Regions from separate parts of the Homo sapiens genome. Here all the other regions are linked to region 1. The links are chromatin contacts, found by Hi-C or POLR2A ChIA-PET in ENCODE. All regions are on one chromosome and are shown on one strand. The core of a region is the stretch at or near the end of the contact, and the rest is flanking DNA. Distances in the headings are between cores, read along the strand shown.

Region 1 (4,953 bases), core at 1,409-3,908:
TATTTATTGACCTGTTAATCTAGCTAGAGAGCTTGGTAGAAGAGCAGGGAAAATGCTCGCTGCATAGACTGGGGCCTGGCTTCTCCTAATGACCCGAACACACACTTTCTCTGCTCTTACCCCGCCCCACGCTGCTGAGGCAATGACAGTTTTCGAACCTTTTCCTAGAAATGTGATCACAGCAGTTTCACCAGCACCCGACACTGGCAATAATTGCTGGAAGGGACCTAGACGAATCCCAGAGCCAGCAGCAGGATGCTTGCTGGGGGTTCTCTGGGCCTTTGCAGGGAAGCGTGCCAGTACTGGGGTGTGTGTTGGTTGGGGGTGCCCTGACAGAGACACAGTTTATTCAGACCTTGGCACTGATGGGCCTCACTTGCCCGCCATTCACTTAAGCAGCCTCACAATATGCTCGTTGAAATCCTCTTAAACACCAGAAGGAGCAGGGGGCAATCAGGAGTTCCAGGTTGGCCAAGGCCCCTGACCTTGGGGTAGAACAGCATGGGGAGCCCCTGGACTAGGGGTGCAGCAGGCAGCAGCTCCTCTGCACCTTCCTTGGCTGGGGGAGGGGCACCCACATTTTCCCCAGCAGAAGTAGCCTATTGGAGGGCCGGAGGCCCACATCTCTCTGGGGACCCTGGGAACTTCAGCCTGCCAGCTGGGTACATGGTGGGGTTCAGGGAGGTCTCTTCTATAGCATCTCTTTTCAAAACAGAAAGTTGCTCTGTCTGGGAGGCCTGAGCCCCGAGGCACAGGCCAGGCTACATGGGCAAAGCTCTGAACACCTGTCCTTGCGGGGAGGAGCATCAACAGGGACAGCTGGCACTGCCTCCCTCCCCCACCTTATGGGGCGCTAAGGATTTAGGTCAGAGGACTGCAATGGTAGGGGTGGGGGGAGTCCGCCTTCACCCCTCCACTACCCAAAGGCATCCAGCCCCGCCCCTTGTTACCACGACCCCGCCCCCTCCGGCCTTGGGTCAAGGCAAGTGGTGTTGCCACGGCAACCCCAGTGACATCAGAGGCTAAGGTTTGACGTCATGTCGTGCCCCCACTGGGGAACCTACCGTCCCTGCGAGTTATTTGTGGGAACGTGGTTTGAACGAGGGCTCTAAGGTCTAGCCCCATGGGGCACAATTCTCAAACGTGGCCACCTGCGTTTCTGGAACCCCAAATCCCCCTCTGAGGTGATTTCCCTTGAAGATCTCAGAGGCTGCTCGGGAGACCCTCAACGTTTTCCCATCCTGGGTGCCCCCCACCCCCCAGCCCTTCCAAGACACTGGAGTTCCCGGGGAATTTTCGGATGACACAGCCAATACCTTTGTTAGCTTTACGGGTGGGGTGACCTTTCCTCTCTGGCAACCAACCCGCCCAGGGTCCCGCGGAATCCGAATGGGCCCCCCAACCTCCACTCCCATCGGCTGGCCCATCTGAACAAGTTGTGTTTGGAGGGAGGAAAGGGGCGGACAAGGGTTATCTCTGCTTCAGGACCCCCAACAGCCTAGGACCCCTTCTGTCCAATCCTGGCTGCCCGGACGCCAGGGGGTGCCCCCAGCTCCAGCGCAGAACCCCGCCCCGCACAACTCACCGGATCAGCCAGGCCGTCGAAGGGCACCAGGTCTCAGCTACCACGACGCTCCGCTCGACGGGTCGCAGCCATGCAGGAGTGGCAGAGGCTGCCTGACGAAGCCCTCCTTGGGGGTCGATGCCTCTCTCCGGGTGGGAAGGGGCGCTGTCGGTGAGGGCTATCCTGGCGCCGGCCTGCGCCGTCCGAAGTCGGGGGGGAGGGGAGGTCTCCGTTCAGCAGGGGTCACGCCCGCCCCGGACGGGGGCCGCGCGGGCGCTCAGGCGACGCATCTTCGCCGGGGCCCGTGATCGCCACGTCCGGCGGGCGGCGCTGCGCCTCCCCTCGGGGCCCCGCTCAAGGCTGCAGCTCGGCCCGCGCCGCTCCCAGGGCGCCCTCTCCGCCCGCGCTGGGAGCCCGGCGGCCGCGGCCCCTTTCGCCAGCCCCAGCTGCAGCCTGTCTTTGTTGCTTCCTCTCGCTCGCCCGCCCGCCCGCGGCTTGCAGCCCCCGGGTTCGCCCCGAGGTGGAGGGATTGTCTCCTTCGGGGGTTGCACGCACCCGCAGCGGCCCCGGCTCCTCGCCGGACATACACCGGCCCCTGCAGGTTGCAAAGAACAGCGGCGAGAATGCACCGGCCCCTCCTCCTCCTGCTCTGAGCCCCGGGTGTGGGGGGAGGGGAAGCCGGCGAACAGCGGCGGCGGCAGCGGCGGCGGCGGCGGCAGCGGGCGACGCAAGCTCGGATGCAGCCTCGGGGGCCTCGGCGCTGAGAAACAGCCGATCCCAGTGGCGCAGGACGGACACGAGGACGGCCCGGGGGACTGTGCACCGGGTGTGCGAGCTCGCAAGCCGCAGCAGGGGCCGCGCGCGCTGGGCTCTCACGCGCCCATGGCCCCGGGCGGCGCGCGGGGGCTCCCGGGGCCGCAGCCTCGCGCCGTCTGGCGCGCGCCGGCGCCTCGCCTGGTCTCAGGCCCGGGTGCCGCGCGCCGCGCCCCACAGGCGCCGGGCCCGGCTGTCCGCCTCCCCCGGCCGGCGCGCGCAGCCTCTCCGCGGAGCAGCCGGCCAGGCAGTCCTGCCCGCTGCTCCGCTCTGGCCCGACTGACAGGCGCGAGCGCCGGCAGCAGCCCCCGCGTCTCGTCCCCCGCCCGCCCCCCGCGGCCCAGCCCAATCAGCGGCGGCTGAGAGGCGGTTACCAGGGTGACGCGGCACCGCGTCCTGCGAGGGGCGGAGCCGGGGGCCGCCACGCGCGCTTTTCGCGGCAAAATTCAAAGGCCGGCAGGGCGGCTCTCCAACCTCCTCCCCCAAGCAGGGACGAGGCGGAACTTGCCTCGCGAGGACTGCAACTCCCGGCATGCTGCGCGCCGGCGCCGGGTGGAGGGGCCCCGACTGGGGGCGCAGGGCGTGCTGGTTTTTGTAGTCCCACTAGGGGTGGCAAAACCAGTGTCATTTACTGATCACATATTTGGGACAAGGCACTGTATAAGTGCATTATCGGCATTATTTCATTTAATCTTGGCAAAAACCAACCTCATGAGGAATTTGTTAAAAATAACAACTATAGCTAACACTTATGTAGCAAAGTATTTTATCTAATCCTCACAACACCGTGTGAGTGGGTATTACTATCACCCCCATTTTACAGATGAGAAAACTGATACGGTAGGTACTATTATTATACTTCCAACTTACAGAGGAAACTGAGGTAAGGAGATGTGAAGTGACATGGTCCTGGATGTTTTTGTCCTAAGGCTTATTTTTGGCAGCGATGTGTTTTTGGCATCACAGTTGTGATCTGTGGAGCGCTAACTATATAACCCAGCACAGCGCTGAGCAATTTGCAAGCTACACCTTCTAGACGTACCCCACGCCCACAGGAGACAGGCACTAGCCTACTCCCCCACTTAATAGATAGGGAAACTGAGGCATAGTTTCACATCAACCTGGGGTTCAAATATGAATCTATCAAACTATACTGTGCTTTCCCTTTTACTTTTAAAGAAGCTTCCTGGGTTCTCACAGCCCATGGGCGGCCCGTCTAGCAGTCTCATTTACAGATGGGGAAATTGAGTCCTGGGTGGGGCAGTTCCCTCAGTTGCTGTGTGTCCATCACACAGCACTGTAGGAAGCCAGCTTTCCGGGATAATAACAAAGATCCCCACAGAAATGCAGAGCAGCAGTCAGACCCCCCACCCCTCAGGCTATGCCCGTGTGATACCTGGAGTCCCACCGAAACTGGGTGGGATTGCAGCCCTGCCCTTGCTGGTTGTTGGTCTTGGCCATTTACCTTCACGGGTCTGCGCCTCAGTTTCTTGTCTGTGAAATGGGGGGCATCATAATTCCTACCTTACAGCGTAGATTTGAGGGCAAAATGAATTCTTGCATGTAAAGGACTCAAAACACACATTAAGTGCTCAATAAATGCCCTCTGTACTCACCCGGGCTGGAGGGCTTTGGAGACCCTGGGGAGCGTATCCAGCGGACGGGCTGATTATAGACGGGCCCTAGCCTACTTCCAGGAGCCAACCCACCCCGCCGGGAGAGGCGCCCGCGGCGGACCTCCAGGGCCGGCCCAAGTGGGTCACCCGCCGCCTTATCTAGGACAGGAGCTGGCCCTGTTTCAGGCCTCTAAGCGGCTGCTCGGCGCGCTGTTCCCAGCAGCTCCGCTCTATTTCTCCGCGGCCGCCCCCATCTCCTCCCCTTCCCTCCCCAGGCTGAAGGTGGGGGTGGGGATTTACCTGGAAATGTGTTATGCCTCCAGCTGCTTCCCGCTCGGGCCAGCAGCCAGGGCTGCGGGGACGTCAGGGAGGGCGGCCGGGGCGACTGGATGGGTGGACCCAGCGTGTGGACAGGTGGGGAGACCAGACTTCAGCTGAGGACAGGGCGAGGGACAGTAACAAGCAAACCCTGGGAAATGAGAGAGATCGCGAAGAGGAGAAGAAGGCAGCAGTTCGCACCACAGCCTGTCAAAAGTTTGGGATTTTTTTCATTGTAGGTCACCATGACTTCACACCTACTGTGTGTCAGGCATGGGCTCACTGCTATTTATCTCACATAACTCCTTTTACCCTCGCAGAAACCCTATAAGGTATATACGATCACTATGCACATCCTACAGCAGAGGAAGGCCACATGACTTACCCAAGGTCACACAAATGACAGAACCAAAGTCCAGAGCCCTGACGTTGATTTATTGCACCTTGTGGCAGCCACTGTCTGACCGTGTGCAACCTTGAGGGGAGTTTCTTCTCTTCTCTGGACCTCAGTTTCCCCTGCCATGAAATGGAGGGTAGGACCCAAACCCCAGCCCTACCAATCAGACTCTCCTTGGTGGGACAGCAGTTTCCAAAGCTCCTATGTGGTTCCTGATACAGCCAGGGCTGACAACCCCAGGTCGA
Region 2 (4,953 bases), core at 1,220-3,719, 2.7 Mb before region 1:
AGCAAGACTCTGTTTCAAAAAAAAAAATTAGCCAGGTGTGGTAGCGGGCACCTGTAATCCCAGCTACTCAAGAGGCTGAGGCAGGAGAATGGCTTGAACCCAGGAGGCAGAGGTTGCAGTGAGCCAAGATCACGGCACTGCACTCCAGCCTGGGCGACAGAGCAAGACTCCATCTCAGAAAAAAAAAAAAAAGATTAAGTGTCTGCAAAAATGTCTGCTTTGTGATTAAAGTGCTGCACAAATTTCAGAGAATTTTATATATGGCAAAACTAAACTTAATAAAAACATTTACTTTATAACTAACATGGTATTTTGCCCAACTAATGAATTGTAAATTTTGCAATACCGCAACAAAACACAAGAGGGGGTTCATCTACGTTTTTATTTTAATGACAGGTCATTCAACACATATTTTGGGGCGTTCACTAGGTGAAATTATCTGAGATTGCCAGCAATTTTGAGGGGCCCACGTAAGCAACTGTGCATCTCATTCATTCATTGTGGTACATTTTCTGCAGTTGAAGTTTCTAAGAGGTGCTTTGCTGAGGAAGCTAAACAAATAAAGCTGCTGACATTCCCATTCTCAAAAAAAAGGGCAGTGTTCATCTGATCATTGTATTTGTATCCTCAGTGAATCAGAACCAGAAAAAGGCTAAATGATTCCCAGAGACACAGCCATGAAGCAGGTGGTTTCGATCTGAAAAAATCAAGGTGAAAAGCTCTAGCAACCAGAAAGAAACGAATGGAGGAAAATGGAAAACGCAAGCTAGAAGGTATTACAAATGTGTACATGTTGGCTTAAGGGCTTTGAAGCAGTAAAGAACTATCACATATACTGTGTTGTGTATTTTGTAAAAGATAATAAATATTCTTATTTTTAATTCTAACATGAGCAAAACTCTCATGCATCTTCATTAATCATCTCTTTAATCTTGCAGCCTAATGGTTAAGAGTGCAATCTTTGGAATCAGATCTATGCTGTGAGCAAGTTACTTAATGTCCTTGAGACTCAGTTTCCTCATAATAGTATCATTCACAGGTTGTTGGGAGAATTAAATGAAATAAAGCAAGGCACATTGTATGCAATATTGCCTATTATCTCCCATGCATAAACTTTAGCAGAATACTTGACAACAACTAGGATGTTGATGATCAGATGATTGTAGTGGTGATGGTGACAATAACAAGAGCTAACAGTTCGCCAGGTGCGGTGGCTCACGCCTGTAATCCTAGCACTTTGGGAGGCTGAGGCGGGTGGATTACTTGAGGTCAGGAGTTCAAAACCAGCTTGGCCATCATGGTGAAACTCTGTCTCTACTAAAAATACAAAAAATTAGCTGGGCATGGTGGTGTGCGCCTGTAATCCCTGCTACTTGGGAGGCTGAGGCAGGAGAATCACTTGAACCCAGGAGGCAGAGGTTGCCGTGAGCCAAGATCGTGCCACCACACTCCAGCCTGGGTGACAGAGCGAGACTCCATCTCAAAAAAAAAAAAAAAAAAAAAAAAAAAAAAAAAAAAAGAGCTAACACTTATGTAGCATTTACCATCCATCAAATAATCAAATATGCTTCTCAGTACTGTTGTATATATTATTTAATGTTCCCAACATCCTTATGAAGTAAGTTACTATTGTTATCCTCACTTTAATTTTTTTTTACTTTTTTTAAGACAGAGTCTCATTCTGTAGGCCAGGCCGGAGGACGGGAATGAGAAAGGCCATGTACAAGAGGAAGTAGTCAGCCGCTAAATCCAAGGTAAGGGAAGAGGGGACCACTGACCTAATCTCAAGTGACAAGATTAGAGTTCACTGCACTGCAGCCCAGACCTCCAAGACTCAAGTGATCCTCCCGCCTTAGCCTCCCGAATAGCTGGGACTACAGGCACTAACAACCACACTCGGCTAATTTTTTTTCTTTTTTTCTTTTTTTTGTTGTTGTTATTGTTTTGAGACTGAGTCTGGCTCTATTTCCCAGGCTGGAGTGCGGTGGCACGCAGTGGCACGATCTTTGGAGTGCTGGGATTACAGGCGTGAGCCACCGTGTCCGGCCCTTTTTTTTTTTTTTTTCTTTTTTGAGAATCTTGCTCTGTTGCCTAGAGCGCAGTGTCGCGATCTTGGCTCACTGCAATCTCCACCTCCAGATTCAAGTGATTCTCCTGCCTCCGCGCCTCGACTGGCTGTCATTACAGACACGCACCACCCACGCCCGGCTACCTTTTGTATTTTTAGTAGAGACGGGATTTCACCATGTTGGCCAGGCTGGTCTCGAACTGCCAACCTCAGAGGATCCTCCTGCCTCGGCCTCCCAAAGGGCTGGGATTACAGGCGTGAGCCACCGCACCCGGCCTAGGATTTACTACTTTTTTCTTAACGGGGAAATACTACATTCCCCATGATGCCCCAGATCCGGAAGGAAGTGAGACTCGCACTTCCCATGATTGCTTATAGACCGGAAGCCGGGACCTTAATTCTCTTTCCCATCTTGCAAGGTAAGAATCGCGGGCCTGTCTGCAAGACTTGAGTTCAGGACTCCCAATCCTTCGCCATCCGAACCTGGAGGGCATCCAGTCGACACCTACAGGGGTCGGACATGTCCAAGGCTAACTGAGAGGCCTTCCAGACGCTTCATTTTTGTTGTTTGGGTTTGCGGCAGGGCACAAAGAGGGTGAGGTAGAATGCCGTAGTGGCTCCCTCCGGTTCTTCGCCACTCTCTTGGGCTGGGGGAACGAGGCCCTTTCGGGGACCCGTAGCAGACTGGTGGGTGTTAGAGGAAGCGGGGAGACGGCGCGTGCACTGTGTTCCTGGTCCTGGGTTCCAGAGGATGACACTGAGCCTGTCGCAGCCACGTTGGGGTTCCGCACTGAAGCCAAAAGGTTTCGCGTCTCCCAGCGTCCCCGACCGGAAGTCGCCTCTTGGTCTTTGCGATCTTTTTCTCTGGCTCAATTTGGGCTGATTCCGTTTGTGTCCGCAATTCCTAAATCGAGTTTCTTGAAAAGAGACACTGGTCTTAAGGGTTAAGACGAAAGGTACTGAAAGTAAGGGATTTCAAGTTCTGGTCTTGGTGCTTCTAACCTGTGGACACATTCTGCATCTAAGTTTTCTAATTCGCAAAACAGTAATAAAAAATAATGGTTGTACGGACTTCTGACCGCTCAGTATTTGGCAAAAAACCTAATAGGTGTGAGGTAGTTTCAAATTCTCAAAAAAAAAGTTTATAGTGTATTGGGGAGACAAACCCCAAATGAGTCATAGTGAAGGTTGGAGTAGAATGGGTAGAGTTTGAGAGGAAGGCCTGTATCTTACCGGGGGAGGGATTGTAGTCTGGGGAGCCCAGCCCATTCATGTACAGGTTCATTATTGTCTTGTTAGAGAGATGACTGGTGAAATGCCTTTTTTTATCTACAAAAAAATATTTTTAGATGGCGGGTGAAAAAGTTGAGAAGCCAGATACTAAAGAGAAGAAACCCGAAGCCAAGAAGGTTGATGCTGGTGGCAAGGTGAAAAAGGGTAACCTCAAAGCTAAAAAGCCCAAGAAGGGGAAGCCCCATTGCAGCCGCAACCCTGTCCTTGTCAGAGGAATTGGCAGGTATTCCCGATCTGCCATGTATTCCAGAAAGGCCATGTACAAGAGGAAGTACTCAGCCGCTAAATCCAAGGTAAGGGAAGAGGACCACGGACCATTATGTCTTAACCTTAATTGGCATTCTCTTACTGTTGATGCATTTGTGTCCTTGTAGGTTGAAAAGAAAAAGAAGGAGAAGGTTCTCGCAACTGTTACAAAACCAGTTGGTGGTGACAAGAACGGCGGTACCCGGGTGGTTAAACTTCGCAAAATGGTAAGATGTGGGGACTGTAAATTGGATTTTCTGTTTATGCTTGAATACTGTGAAGATGTTTTTGAATACTTAGATACTGTAAGTTTCTGCATACCGGAGAATTTCTGATAGAAAATAAAGGGCTCTGGGTTTGTAACTTGGCTTCAACATTTACTGTTAATCTTAAGTAATTTAAATTACTCGTCTGTGCTTTGTTCCTTTGCATATAATATGGGAATGAGGCTGAGTGTGGTGGCTAATGCCTGTAATCCCAGCACTTTGGGAGGCTGAGGCGAGCAGATCACCTGAGGTCAGGAGTTCAAGACCAGCCTGGCCAACATGGTGAAACCACATCTCTAGTAAAAATATACAAATTAGCTGGTTGCGTGCCTGTAGTCCCAGCTGCTCTGGAGGCTGAGGCAGAAGAATCGCTTGAACCCGGGAGGCAGAGATTGCACTACTGCACTCCAGCCTGGGCGACAGAGGGAGGCTTCATCTCAAAAAAAGATAAGATGGGAATGAGGGTTTACCTCAAAGAGTTTTTATGGAGATTAAATGAAATAATACATAGCCTGTTCTATAGAACATTTCCCACTAGAGCAGTGTTTCTTGGCCCCCTTTACCACACACAAGACCCAATGTAATCTCAGGATTTGCTCTGTAATTTTCATTATGGGAACATTCCCAAATAAGTTAACACCATACAGTTTCACAGTTGAAGATTACTGCATGAGAGGGAAGATGACAGTTGTTTTGTGAACTCGTTTTCCCATTAGGTGATCATGTTTGTGGTGAAAGTGAGACTGCACTAATGATATGGTATAGTTGGAAATAGGTTATTGTGAGTTATTTGTAGTCATGTCTTTAATGGCCCTTGCATGGTGTCTAACTTCTGCAATAAATGATCTGCCAGTCCTAGTGTCTGGCTTTATGCAATTTGTTTTCCTTTGTGGATGAAGTGGGAGTAAGACTTGTTGCTGTGAGGATCAGATGAAGTGGCTAGGATATGGACACACTTTACTTGAATTGGAAAACAAGCCATGTATCCCTAATCTGCAAAATGTGGCATGTCACACGTGTAATCTCTGAGGTTTAGTTTTTGCTCAAGATTGCAAAGGTGACTTGCTTGATGCTTTCTTT
Region 3 (4,953 bases), core at 1,551-4,050, 2.1 Mb before region 1:
TGTTCAAAACTCTCCTATAGTTCCCCTTTTAATCAGGGTCAAACCCAAAGTTCTTACGATGGCCTACAAGGCCCTAAGTGCCTTGCTTCCCATTGCTGCTCTACATCATCTCCACTGACCCACTGCATTCCAGCCACCTTGCTCTTCCTACATCACACTACACCTGCTTCTACCTCAAGGTCTGTCCTTGCTATTCCCACTGCCTGTTATACTCTTCCCTGAGACAGTGGTGGCTTGCTCTCGCATTTCCATCAGAACTCTACAGTGTCACCTCCTCGGACTACCCTATTTAACACAGTACTCCTCACCCTTTCCACACTTAATTAAAACCACCTAGCAGTAACCCCACCCTCTAGAATATAAGCTACATGACAGTAGGGACATCTAGGAGTCTGGCTTGTACCATTTGTGTCTAGGACACCATCTGGCACACAGGAGACAATGTTTAAAAACTGGCCACATACGCTTTGATTCACAACCCAATTAAATAACTTCAGGCGGCATATCATGCCTCTGTGCCAATAAAACCCAAACCAAGGCTGGGCGCGGTGGCTCACACCTGTTATCTCAGAACTTTGGGAGGCCGAGGCGGGCAAATCATGACGTCAGGAGATGGAGACCATCCTGGCTAACACAGTGAAACCCCACCTCTACTAAAAATACAAAAAAATTAGCTGGGTGTGGTGGCACGTGCCTGTAGTCCCAGCTACTGGGGAGGCTGAGGCAGGAGAATCACTTGAACCTGGGAGGTGGAGGTTGCAGTGAGCCAAGAGCATCCCACTGCACTCCAGCCTGGATGACAAAGCCAGACTCCGACTCAAAAAAAAAAACAAAACCCAAAACAAAAGAAGGATATGTCAAGGCAGTCTTTTAGAATCTTTATGATTTAAAACCTCGTCTTCCTTGGGCCAGGCACGGTGGCTCACGCCTGTAATCCCACCATTTTGGGAGGCCAAGGCGGGCAGATCACGAGGTCAGGAGATCGAGCCCATCCTGGCTATTACGGTGAAACCCCGTCTCTACTAAAAATACAAACAAAAGAAAAAATTAGCAGGGCGTGGTGGGTGGGCGCCTGTAATCCCAGCTACTCGGGAGGCTGAGGCAGGAGAATGGCGTGAACCCAGGAGGCGGAACTTGCAGTGAGCCAAGATCGGGCCACTGCACTCCAGCCTGGGCGACAGAGTGAGACTCCGTCTCAAAAACAAACAAACAGACAAAAAACCTGGTCTTCCTTAATGTATATGTTATATGTTGATGCCTCCTTTAAAGGGTTAAGTTTCTTTGGAATGACTTGATGATTTTGAGAAACTATATACACCACCTAAAGAATTGGTAGAAATGTAAATTCTTAATCATTACTAGTAACTGTCTTGAAGGGGAAAATAACCCCAAGCTGCCAATAGATGCCTGTCCTTCAAGATAAAATGAAATTATTCAATGCACTGGGCTGACTTAACACTACAAATAAGTAAATAATACATCAAACTTTAAGCGTCAATGTTTAATTTTCATAAGACTAATTTCTTAGCTACAGCTGTCAAGACAGATAACTGGCCCTGAGTGGGCAAAATGTGCCTTTAAAAAAAAAAAAAGTTAAAAACAGGTTTTAGAAAACTTATTTTATTTGTGTAATTTTCGAACACACATTTGCTTTTCTTTTGGTTTAAGTGCAGTTAAGTCACAGGAACTGTTAACTTTTCCTAAGTAAACTCAATGCTTCCTAGGAGAAAGAAGAGGAAAAAGAAAAAGGGGAGAATACACGGAAAAGTGAGGACAACCTATTCCCCAAAGGACAGGTTTTGTACGGCGAACCACCTTTTTCCAACTGCAGATTTCCAGAAGGCTGATTTCAAACAAATCGGGAGGGATGGATAAATTCCAACTCTCCAAGTTCTGTAGACCATCCGGAAGCAAATGCTGGCGGCCTTGGGGAGTGATCGAAACGTGTAGTAGTAGTAGTAGGGCTCTCTTCGTCCCATTCATTGACACTTAATAGTGTCTCCAGGCCACTCACCTCTGTTCCAGCTGAGCACAAATCACACTCACCAGGGAAGCTGGCGGGAGTCGGACACACACCTACACCCACACCCATAACCCTTGGCCCCAGGGCTGTAAAGCGCGATCCACGGAATCCGGGGGAGGCCGAAACCCGGTAGTCGATGGAACCTCTCACTGCAAAATCTCCCTGCTTTTTGAGGCTAGAGCCGAGAAGAACGCCACAGGACAACGCGGGGGAAGAGGGGGCACCTCCCCCTTACCTTGATGGCTTTGTCCATGTCGCTCTCCTCCGACATACTCAGTGGGGCCCCCACAGCCGGGAGAGGCGGAGGCTGCTCAGCAGCCCTGTCCCCGCGCGGCCGAGGGAGCAAAGGGCTCGGCACTCGGGCCCCTGGGCCTCGTGGCGACGGGCAGCAGCCGCCCCTCGGGACCGGTGGGGATGAGGACCCCGGCGCCGGCTCTGCTTCGGCGGGCGGCTCTAGGCTGGCGGCAGCAGCAGCGGCGGAGGCGGCGGCCCCTGGGGACAGGTCTTTGTGCTGGGCCCCACGCGGCCGCCTCCTAGCCTCATCCCCAGCTGGGGAGGCAGGCTCCTGGGGTAGGGCGAGGCGGGGAGGGCCTCGACCCGGGGCGCCGTGCAAGGGCCTCGCGGGGCCGCCGCTTAGACCTGGGCTCGCCAGGTCCTAAAGAAGAGCCTGCGCCTCCGCCTCCGCCGCCTGCACCGCCGCGAAGCCGAAGCCGAAGCCGAAGCAGAGCTCGGCGCCGCTGCTCCCGCCGCCGCCTCAGCGCCACACATCGCCGGGACACCCGCGCCGGGCAGCCCCGCCGGCCGCCCTCACGCACGCGCTGTGCCCCGCGGGAGCTCCAGGCCGCCCCTCCTGCCGCCCAGCTTCGTGACTCCACGGCCCCACGCGCCCCTTGCTGCCTTCCGCTGGGGTTTCCGAGCCGCCCCCGAACCGCGCACCCGACTTGCAGGCGTCCGCCTGGGCCTCCCTAAGACACGCCGCATACAGGACAGGCCCCTGGGCCTTCCGCGGCGATGGCGCTGCGCTAATGACGTCATAGGCCCGGACTCGCGTGAGTGCGCGTGCGTTGGGGCCTCAGCCTTTATCTCCACTCTGCGGAGATTCACGCCTGGAAAACGCTCTTCTGAGAGGATCTGTGGAGGTCAACCCAGGAGAGAGAAGACAGGACTGAAGCACTGAAAGGGTCCTGCCGTTAAGGGCGCAGGATTGTATAGAATATATAATAGCAGTAGCAGCTCTGTTTACGGAGCATTAACCTTACGTGGAGTTATTTCCTGCATTTCCTCCTTTCGTCTTTACAAGGTAGCCGTTTGGCGTCGTGAGGTATGGATGTTCCCATCCCTAATTTGCAAAATAGGTAACTGAGGCTCAGGAGAGCTAGACTAGTTTGTGCACAGCCGAGAAGTGGTCAAGCTAGAATGGGACCCCAGGTTTGTGCTCCCTACTCTCCACCGATAACCTATCAAAGGGCTTTGCAAGAGCTTTTGACTAATCGTCTGTCAATGGTTCTTCATTCACGTATTAATTGCACATCAGTATGTGCCAAATCTACTAGACATTGGAGAAACAGTAGGAACAACACATGGTACCGGCACATGGATCTTTCAGGAAAACGAAGTAGGTAATAAACAGGAAAAAGCCCGAGTCTGATGCTAAGAAGAACATAAACAGGATGCTGAGGTAAGAGAATAACTGGATGTGGGGACTTCTTCGTATTAGATGATTAAGGAAGGAATCTCAGGAGGTAACATTTAAGCTGAGACCCCTGAGGAATGAGAAAGGGCTGGCTATTGGAAATCCAAGGAAAGATTTCTGGGCAGATGGGTAGAAATTTTAAGGTGGAAATAAGCTAAATATGTTCAAGAATCAGCAAGAAGGTCATTGTAGCTGGAGTAGATCGAGTAGGAGGAGACTGATAAAGGGTGAGGTTGGAGGCTGGGCGCGGTGGGTCACGCCTGTAATCCCAGCACTTCGGGAGGCCAAGGCGGGCGGATCACTTGAAGTCAGGAGTTCGAGACCGGCCTGGCCAACATGGCGAAACCCCGTCTCTATTTCAAAAAAAGAAAAAAAAAAGTATAAAAAGGATGAGGTTGGAGATGTGGGCAGGGGCTGCATCATATGTGGCCTTTGGGGGTCATAATCAGGACTTTGGATTTTATTCTAAGCTATTGTAAGGTTTTAAAGTAAAGAGTGATGTGAACAAATTTGTTTTAAAAGATCACTCTGCTTTGTAGAGAATAGAATATAGGAAAGCAAGAATGGAAACAGAGCTATTAGGAGGCTATTGGAGAATAATGCAGATGAGAGATTATTACACTGTCTGAACTAAGGAGGTGGCGGTAAAGGTGTAGAGAAGATGGATTTTTTTTTTTAAACGGTCCCACTGTCTAGAGTGCAGTGGCGTGATCACAGCTCACTGCAACCTAGACCTCCTGGGCTCAGGCGATCCTCCCACCTCAGCATCCTGAGTAGCTGGGACTATAGGCGCATGCCACCATGCCTGGCTAATTTTTCGTATTTTTTTTGTAGAGATTGGGTCTCTCCACATTGCCCCGGCTGCTCTCCAACCCCTGAGTTCAAGTGATTCACCTCCCTTGGCCTCCCAAAGTACTGGGATTACAGGCGTGAGCCACCGTGCCTGGCTGAGAAGATGGATTTAAGACATATTTTGGAGGTAACATTGTCAGGACTTCCTGAAGGATTAGATGTGGAAGGGAAGGATAAGAAACAGACCAAGGATAACTTTCAAATGTATGCTTAAGCAACTGGATGGATAATGATGCCATTGAGTGAGTGAAAAACTTGATGGAAGTGGAAGATTCAGAGTTCATTTCTATCTAGGTTAATTTGAGACATACCAGAGCATAAGTTAAGTAAGTAATTGAATATTGGAGTGGAGACTTATTTGTCTACCGAATTATTGTTTTCTTTG

Evidence for each region. A loop is a pair of places that touch in the nucleus more often than their neighbours do. ChIA-PET counts read pairs that join two places held with the same protein, here RNA polymerase II (POLR2A). Pooled maps may share reads with other maps.
Region 2: a loop to region 1 is called in a map of CD8-positive, alpha-beta T cell, with 12 times the contacts of the local background. The contact joins the promoter of RPL6 here to the promoter of FAM222A in region 1. A Hi-C loop is called at or near these places in 3 of 168 maps with a recorded cell type or tissue (CD4-positive, alpha-beta memory T cell and CD8-positive, alpha-beta T cell) and 7 of 50 pooled maps. POLR2A ChIA-PET finds 5 or more read pairs at or near these places in 1 of 52 experiments (naive thymus-derived CD4-positive, alpha-beta T cell).
Region 3: a loop to region 1 is called in a map of B cell, with 26 times the contacts of the local background. The contact joins the promoter of MAPKAPK5 here to the promoter of FAM222A in region 1. A Hi-C loop is called at or near these places in 3 of 168 maps with a recorded cell type or tissue (B cell, CD4-positive, alpha-beta memory T cell and CD8-positive, alpha-beta T cell) and 5 of 50 pooled maps.

What each region holds. Positions count from the first base shown.
Region 1 is chr12:109,711,530-109,716,482 of GRCh38, reverse strand. FAM222A (family with sequence similarity 222 member A) reads right to left here and starts at 2,658. Exons shown (of 3, transcript NM_032829.3): 1 at 1,586-2,658. RefSeq lists silencers at 2,518-2,567, 2,598-2,927 and an enhancer at 3,633-4,196.
Region 2 is chr12:112,407,121-112,412,073 of GRCh38, reverse strand. RPL6 (ribosomal protein L6) reads left to right here and starts at 2,469. Exons shown (of 7, transcript NM_000970.6): 1 at 2,469-2,487; 2 at 3,418-3,654; 3 at 3,736-3,834. The coding sequence starts at 3,418. RefSeq lists an enhancer at 2,659-2,838.
Region 3 is chr12:111,840,075-111,845,027 of GRCh38, reverse strand. It overlaps MAPKAPK5 (MAPK activated protein kinase 5), which reads right to left and starts at 2,800. Exons shown (of 14, transcript NM_003668.4): 1 at 2,259-2,800. The coding sequence starts at 2,294. It overlaps MAPKAPK5-AS1 (MAPKAPK5 antisense RNA 1), which reads left to right and starts at 2,023. Exons shown (of 2, transcript NR_015404.2): 1 at 2,023-3,701; 2 at 4,551-4,953. RefSeq lists silencers at 455-623, 2,305-2,654, 2,735-2,914 and enhancers at 2,115-2,214, 2,945-3,224.